Regions from separate parts of the Homo sapiens genome. Here region 1 is linked to region 2. A link is a contact called in ENCODE Hi-C or POLR2A ChIA-PET data. All regions are on one chromosome and are shown on one strand. The core of a region is the stretch at or near the end of the contact, and the rest is flanking DNA. Distances in the headings are between cores, read along the strand shown. Region 1 has its middle 78 kb from the start of FAM174B. Region 2 holds the start of CHASERR (CHD2 adjacent suppressive regulatory RNA).

Region 1 (4,071 bases), core at 154-2,653, 150 kb after region 2:
CATGTAGCTATGTGACATTGGTCAAGTTGAAGATTTTTTCATTTCAGTGTCTTCATGTAAAAACAGGGATTGCTGTATTTTGAATGTTTCCCCTCCAAAATTCAGGTGTTGAAACTTAATGGCCAATAAAGTGATAGTATCAAGAGGTGGGGCTTTTAAGTGGTGAATAGGCCATGAGGGCTCCTCCTTTATAAATGGGATTAATGTGCTTATATAAAAGAGTTCACACAGTATTCAATTCAGTCACCCTTTAGCCTTCCACCCTATGAAGACACAGCGTTCCTCTCTGGATGTTGCAGCAACGAGGCACCATATTGGAAGGGGAAACCACGCCCTTCACTAGACACTAAATCTCTAGCACCTTCATCCTGGATTTTCAGCTTCCAGAACTGTGAGAAATAAATTTGTGTTCTTTACAAATTACCCTATGGTATTTTGTTATAGTGGCACAAATGGACTAAGACAGGGACAGTAAGAGTACGCATCATATAGGCTTGTGATATAAATGCTTTTCACAGAACTTGGTACAAGGCAATTGTCTTACAGGTATTGGCAGTTATGAATTGCTATCCAAGACTAGAAACTTACTGGGCCTGGATGACTCAGATAACTTAAGGGTCATCTAGTTCAGTCTTCCAGCCAGTGCTTCAATTCGTCTACAATGTCTCCATCAAGAGATTGGCTGTTTTCTTCTTCCTTTTTTTTGAGATGGAGTCTCGCTCTGTTGCCCAGGCTGGAGTGCAGTGGTGCTATCTTGGCTCACTGCAAGCTCCGCCTTCTGTGTTCACGCCATTCTCCTGCCTCAGCCTCCCGAGTAGCTGGGACTACAGGCGCCCACCACCATGCCCGGCTAATTTTTTTGTATTTTTAGTAAAGATGGGGTTTCACCGTGCTAGCCAGGTTGGTCTCGATCTCCTGACCTCGTGATCCACCTGCTTCAGCCTCCCAAAGTGCTGGGATTACAGGCGTGAGCCACTGTGCCCGGCCGACTGTTTTCTTTTGAACACCTACAATGACAGGAGCACTCAGGACCATCTGAGGCAGCCTATTCAATTTAAATGGTTTTCAAGCTTATTTTCTTTCATGATAAACTTTTAAATATGACTATTAAATCAGGATAATACAGAAAAGTAGAAGGCAGAAAACTCAATGCTTGTCATCCATTTGTCAGGGACAACACTTCGGTGCCTCTTGTCCAGTATTTACAAGACAATCATTTTTTTCGCAGTCATGTGGTGTAATGTTCAAGAGTTTATAGGAACATATTTTTTTGCTCAGTATATAAAACTTGGGAAATACAGGGAATGTAAATTCTCTAGCTTCCTTCAACCCAGAGAGAGCTCTGCTTACGTTCGTGAGGCGGCCGGGGCAGCCAAGGGCGGTGGTTAAAAGGGTGTATTTAAAGTCAGACAACCCTGAGGGACCATGGGAAAACTTCTCAAATCTCTCCTTAAGTCTCAGCTTTCTCATTTTTTAATGGCTTCTGTCTTTTCTTTTAAAGTGAGGTGAAGGAGAGCGGCGGCGGCGGCGCGGGTCGGCAGCGGGAGGGCGCGCGGCGGGGCGGAGGCGGAGGCGGAGTCGGCGCCGAGAACATGGCCGGAGGCAAAGCTGGAAAGGACAGTGGGAAGGCCAAGGCTAAGGCAGTATCTCGCTCACAGAGAGCTGGGCTACAGTTTCCTGTGGGCCGCATCCACAGACACTTGAAGACTCGCACCACAAGCCATGGAAGGGTGGGTGCCACTGCTGCCGTGCACAGGGCTGCGATTCCGGGGTACCTCACTGCAGAGGTGCTGGAGCTGGCAGGTAATGCTTCTAAGGGTCTCAAAGCAAAGCGTATCACTCCGCGTCACTGGCAGCTTGCAGTCCGTGGTGATGAAGAGTTGGATTCTCTTATCAAGGCTACCACAGCTGGGGGTGGCGTGATCCCCTCACATCCACAAATCTCTGACTGGAAAGAAGGGACAGCGGAAAACTGCTTAGAGGGATGCTTTAACCAACCCTCTTCCTCCCCGTCATTGTACTGGAACTGGGACAGAAGAAATAATGGGGATATGTGGAATTTTTAACAACAGTTAAATGGAAAAGCATAGACAATTACTGTAGACATGATAAAAGAAACATTTGTACGTTCTTAGACTCGAAGTTTGATAAAAGTACCTTTTCATGTGGTGAAAAAAAAATAAAGTGAGGTGAAATTCAGATAACATATAATTAGCTCCTTTAAAGAGTAGAATTCAGTGGCAGCTAGAGTATTTGTAATATTGTGCAAACAGCACCCTCTAACAATTTTTCAACACCCCAAAAGAAACACCTCATAAGCATTAAGTAATCACTCCCACTTCCCCTTTCTCCCATCCTCTAGTAATTACTAATCTGCTTTCTGTGCCTATGGATTTGCTCACTCTGGAAGTATCATAAAAGGAATCATATAATATGTGAGCTTTTATGCCTGGCTTCTTTTACTCAGCATAATGTTTTCAAGGTTCATTTGTGCTGTAGTATATATCAGTTATTAGATCCTTTTTTTTTTTTTTTGAGACAGAGTTTCACTCTTGTCCCCCAGCTTGGAGTGCAATGGCACGATCTCAGCTCACTGCAACCTCCGCCTCTGGGGTGCAAGCGATTCTTGTGCCTCGGCCTCCTGAGTAGCTGGGATTACAGGCACGTGCCACCACGCCTGGCTAATTTTTGTATTTTTAGTAGAGACAGTGTTTCACCGTGTTGGCCAGGCTGGTCTCGAACTCCTGACCTCAAGTGATCCGCTTTCCTCAGCCTCCCAAAGTGCTAGGACTACAGGTGTGAGCCATCTCTCCCAGCCAGATCATTTTTCTCATAGCTGAATAATAGTCCATTGTGCAGATATACCACAATTTGTCTATCTATTCATCTACTGATGGACATTTGGGTTGTGGTTGTTTGGCTCATGTTTTTTGTGTTCCATTTAAGAAATTCCTGGCTAACACAAAGTCACAAAGATTTTCTATATTTTCTTGAAGAAGTTTTCTACTTTGAACTCTTAAGGTTTATAATCAGTTTCTAGTTCAATTTTATGTGTAGTGTGAGATAAATGTGAGATGCTCTTTGCAGCAACATGGCTACAGCTGGAGGATATTATTGAGGTGTTGAGGTTCATTATCATTTTTTTTTTTAACTTTTAGGTTCAGGGGTACATGTGCAGGTTTGTTTTGTAGGTAAATTGTGTGTCACAGGGAAGGTTCATTATTTTATTTTATTTTTATTTATTTATTTTTGAGACAGAGTTTTGCTCTTGTTGCCCAGGCTAATTTTGTATTTTTAGTAGAGACAGGGTTTCTCCATGTTTGTCAGGCTGGTCTTGAACTCCCAACTTCAGGTCGTCTGCCCACCTCGGCCTCCCAAAGTGCTGGGATTACAGGTGTGAGCCACTGTGCCCGGTCTCATTATTTTATTTATTAATTTTTTTGAGACGAAGTTTTGCTCTTGTTGCCCAGGCTGGAGTGCAGAGTGGTGCGATCTCGGCTCACTGCAACCTCCGCCTCCAGGTTCAAGTGATTCTCCTGCCTCAGCCTCCTGAGTAGCTGAGATTACAGACATGCACCACCACGCCTAGCTAATTTTTGTATTTTTAGTAGAGACGGGGTTTCACCATGTTGGCCAGACTGATCTCGAACTCCTGAACTCAGGTGATCCACCCACCTCGGCCTCCCAACGGGCTGGGATTACAGGTGTGAGCCAGTGCACCTGGCCTGGGTTCATCATTTTTTCATGCAGATAACCAATTATTTCAGGACCATTAGTTGGACTGTTTAAAAAAATTTTTTTCAACTTTTATTTTAGTTTCAGGGGGTACAGGTGCAGGTTTGTTACATGGGTACATTGCATGTCACTGAAGTTTGGTGTACAAATGATCTTGTCACCCAGGTAGTGAGCATAGTACTCAATAAGGAGTTTTTCAACACTCTTCCTCCTTCCACCCTCCCCCTTCTAGTAGCCCTGGTGTGTATTGTTCCCTTCTTCATCTCCACATGTACTAAATGTTTAGTTCTCACTTAGAAGTGAGAACATGTGGTATTTGGTTTTCTGTTCCGGTGC
Region 2 (4,253 bases), core at 1,754-4,253:
AAGGCTTAAAGGACCTTCAGTATTTTAAACTATTCAAAGGGTACATTAAGTTACAATGGCTATGCGTATATACTTTTAATCTTTCCTGCAGTGAAAAGGCTTAAAGGCTTTTGTCAAATTATTTGATAGTTTACTCATATTCATAATCACAACTTTTAAAAATGATACCCATTCATTAATTGAAATGTAAATTATTAAAGATAAAACAAAAGCCTAATAAGCTAATTTTTGTCAAAACAATAAAAATTAACCCACTCTTACCTCAAATAAAAGAACTCATTATTTGTTCAGAACCAACAGCAACCAAATTAATTTTAATCTCTTAAGTCACCTTTAAAAAAAAGAAGAAAGATGATATTAATGTTTTGATTTTCAAGCATTTCTTGGCCAACGATTCAGTGTGATGAAACAAGAAAATATTCCACAGACAAAAATCTATGGGCAAACTGAAGAGATGGCTCATGGACACATAACCTGTATACATTTATGGTTGCAGTTATTTCTTATCTTAGTATCTATCAGTCTTTGTTTTCCTCATCTTTTGGCTGTATTGACCAATGCTAAAGATTAACGCATTGAATTAAACAGAAATACAGAAAATTCAAATTTTTGGACTGATTTAAGATTATGAACCTTTTTTTTTTTACTTTCCCTCTTTTTATGACAGGCAATAAACAAAGAAAAAGTTTACCATTCTTCAAGACAAATCATCTTAACATCTCCCTTACCATCCGGAAGTATGTTTTACAATCATGAGCAATTAAAAATTAGCTCCTCCAAGAGAAATTAGTGAAGTTAAAATGGCCACTGGTTACTTTAAATTTTAAACCACAAGTTACTTGATCTCACCAAGTGGGATACTAGCTTTGTCTCTAAAGCTACTCTAAAACTTACAGTATCTAGACCTTTACACTCAATTTCAAATCAGGGTCTTCAACATTTTCATTTCAGTCTTTCTCCTCCCCCATTTATCATGTAAAAAGATCTTTCAGGTTAAACTGCTAACAATTATTTTGCATTTCACAATTCAAAGAGGATTCTAAAGAACTAGATTCAGAATATTCATTTAAAACCACTTTCAGTGTTCAAAAATTTCAGAAACATTGATTTGAAAAACCAAAATTGGTACTTAAGACAGATTCTGTAAAATCAAGATATGCGCAACTGATGTAACATGTACCACTATAGGAAGGCTACTCAAAAAATAAAACAATTTTACTGGAAAAATGCCCTTAGAAATATGGTCGAATAAACCAGTATCTGATTTCAGATGTACTATGTAAGTCTGCCCAACACTATTTTTACGTAGTTCTGCACCTTTACAACACAAGAGCTCCGCAGAATGAAGACAAATATATTCTAAAATACACAAAGGTTTGTGCGCTTCTGGTTTGTTCTTCAAACCACTACACTTAAAAATTACCCTTCCAACATTTTTCTAAGATTAGAGACTATACAGAGAACTCTACTAAATTTTATGAAACCTGTACTTTTAAAATACTGTTCCGTTTTAAGCATATCTAGATTTTTATACATGCAACAAATGCAACAAATATGGCTCCTCTTCATCGCCCATTACCGAGAGCAGTCCTACTTTATTCATATTTACATTACGAGAAAGTAACTTCAGGAAGAGATTTGGTGTCAGAATGTTCTTTTGTGAAAGTTTTTCGATCATGGCTTGTGATAATATAAATTCTTAAAAATAATTAAATTATGAACTTTTAAAGACTAGGAATTGACCCAAGTACGTTCTAACATTCAGGTGTGAGAAGTTGCAGATAACGGCTCCTTGAGACCTTTTTAAAAAGTACCAAACAGTGTATTTAATCATATTTAAATATCAGGAGATCAAATGATCTTGGCGTCATTACTCGGTAAAATAAACTACATTAACCAAACGTCATCAGCTAGCTAGCACCGTAATTATCAAATCTATTTCCATTAAACAGCCTTGACGACACAGTAAACTTGTCTTCGTAATTCTGAAATACCAGAAGCACTCCTCCAACTTGCATTTTTCAAAGACAACCTTAACGTCATAAAGGTTTAATAAGCAGCAAGTACCTTCGCATGTATCACTGCAGCCGTTTCAAAATCGGCTTTGAAAGAGTTAAAAGCCAACACCCAATAGGAGGGAAAAAAACAAGTTTTATTTTTGTTGAAACGTAGTCAGGGTTCCATTGTTCTTTTAAATTCGATCATGAAGATGAGTTCCCACCTCACCGGAAAGAGGTTAAAAAGCTCCTCCGTTGGAGAACCTGAAAGGGATTTTTTTACCCTAAATATCAAAATAACTCACCAGGACAGAAAGGGGCTCTCCACGCCCGATCCCCTTCGGGCTCTCGCCGGCATTCACCCGCCGCCCCTTTCCCGGCGGATCCAGTCCCGGCGACGAGGCTGCCCCCCGCCCACCTGCCGCCCGCGGGCTCTGCAGCGGGGCCCCGCGTGCCCCCTACCCCAGGACCCTACGACTCGGGCCCAGGGCACCGAGGCGCATCCCGCCGGCGAGAGCCGGCCCCCGACCACGGAGGGGCAGTGCGAGAAGAGCCGAGCGGCGAGGCCCGGCCCGCCGCCCCCTCCTGCTCGCGCGCTCAAGGACATTTTGCTTTTCCTCCCAAGGACAAAGGACAATAAAAGGAGCTAGGGAGCCACTCACCGGGTCCGAGCGCGGCCACCGGCACCTCCTGGTCGCCCAAACCCGAGTCCCGGGCCGGACCGCCCGCCCGAGCCTCCCGCCCGCGCCGGGTCCAGCCGCCGGGGCCCGGGGGAGCCTCCGAGGCGGCAACCGCAGCGGCGCTTTCGGCGTCGTGGGCCCGGCCGCCCTGGGCGCCTCTGCCGCGGGCTGTGACGCCGACGCGCGCGGCCCGCCTCGCCTCAGCCGCGGCAGCCCCACTCCCGCGGGCCTGCTGGCCGTCCGGGCGTAGCTCCCCGCCGGCCGGCGGGCCTCGCGGCCGCGGCGGAACGCCTGACAGCTCGGGGTGCTGCTGCCTCTCCGGCCATCTTGTGCCGTGTGTGTGGTGTCTCTCTCCCGTCTCCTCTCTAGGCTTTACTCCCTCCTCCTCCTCCCCCCGCCCCACACACCACACAACATGGCCTCTTCGCTGCGGCGGCAGCGGCTGCGGCGGCGGCAGGAGCTCCGCCGCGCTCCAGCCCGCTCCCCTCCCCCACCATCCCCGCCTCCCGCCCGCAGGCCCGGGGGCCAACGCGCACGCGCGCCGCCGCCCGCCCGCCGCGGCCATTGGCTCCACGAGCTTCCTGCATCCCCTATCCGGGAGCGGCCTCACGCACGTTAGCTGGCGTCTTCCTCCCTCCCAACAACAACTTCTTCCATTCTATTGGTTAATTTCAACACCACCCCTTCCGCCTCCTTCGTGCGGATAGGCTGGCCTTAGTGCCATTCACTGTCCGTAGGCGTTTCTGGTTTTCTTGAGAAGCCCCGGGCCACGATTGGCTGGTGATGGAACCTTTGGGGTTGGAGCTGAGCTGTTGCTTTTTTCCCCGCAGTGCGGACCCCTCCAGGCTAGCTGGAGGGTTCCTGGTATGGTCTAGGCCAGGCTAGAATGGTTAGTGCAGGGTCGCACAAATAGTGGATTCGCGTCTAGAAAAAGCTCTGGCTTCGGTGTTTCTAGGTTCAGATTTTGTCTTTAAAAAAAGGGAAAGAAAAAAATGACTGACAGGATGATGAGCAAACAAGATACAGGCCCACAGCCCTTGGGCAAGCAGCCATATCCTCAAAATATTTGTTCTAAGCACCCAGGCCTTCCATGAAGGTCACACAGTCAGGACCAATGGTTTTACCATCAGCACATTCCCTAGCCCCAGTATCCGAGTTGAGATGCGATTTATTTGTGGATTTGTAGACTGCCTGTTGCGCATTTACCTGAGAGCCTAAAAGAATGTCTAGTGTCTTGTGAGCTGTCGTCATGGAAATCAAAAAAAACAATTAAAAAGAATGTCCAGTGTCCTGAGGCCTTAGCGAATCAATCTCAATACCGGTTGACTGGATTCCACCCTGTAGGACAATGTTTGTTAGAGTAGCAGTTTGAACCTGAAAAATCATAGTCTACCTTTTCAACCTCCTTCCAGAGAACCAGGCAAAACAAGTTTCATTTGCTTTCGGCAAATCTCACTTTTTTTTCGTTACTTCTTCCTACTTTAACGTGGAAACAACTCTAAGAAGACCATAGGAAAAAAATGAAAACCTAAACTTTCCTGAAATGGATGGGGAAAAAAAAAAGAGGTAGCTCTCT

What was found. Hi-C counts contacts between places; a loop is a spot of excess contacts on that map. ChIA-PET counts read pairs that join two places held with the same protein, here RNA polymerase II (POLR2A). Pooled maps may share reads with other maps.
Region 1: a pooled map shows a loop between it and region 2 (2.7-fold over the local background). The contact joins the enhancer-like site here to the promoter of CHASERR in region 2. A Hi-C loop is called at or near these places in 1 of 50 pooled maps. POLR2A ChIA-PET finds 5 or more read pairs at or near these places in 6 of 52 experiments (Caco-2, SK-N-SH, WTC11 and 1 more).

What each region holds. Positions count from the first base shown.
Region 1 is chr15:92,731,717-92,735,787 of GRCh38, reverse strand. It overlaps the pseudogene H2AZ2P1. Among named protein-coding and RNA genes, the nearest start is that of FAM174B, 78 kb to the right of the region's middle. Within about 2 kb of position 1,403, at least 11 of the 41 ENCODE cell types and tissues checked have a DNase peak (open chromatin) inside an H3K27ac peak, as active enhancers do.
Region 2 is chr15:92,881,593-92,885,845 of GRCh38, reverse strand. CHASERR (CHD2 adjacent suppressive regulatory RNA) reads right to left here and starts at 3,003. Exons shown (of 6, transcript NR_037601.1): 1 at 2,660-3,003; 2 at 2,068-2,261; 3 at 262-331. RefSeq lists silencers at 2,277-2,526, 3,147-3,276 and enhancers at 2,520-3,161, 3,587-3,676.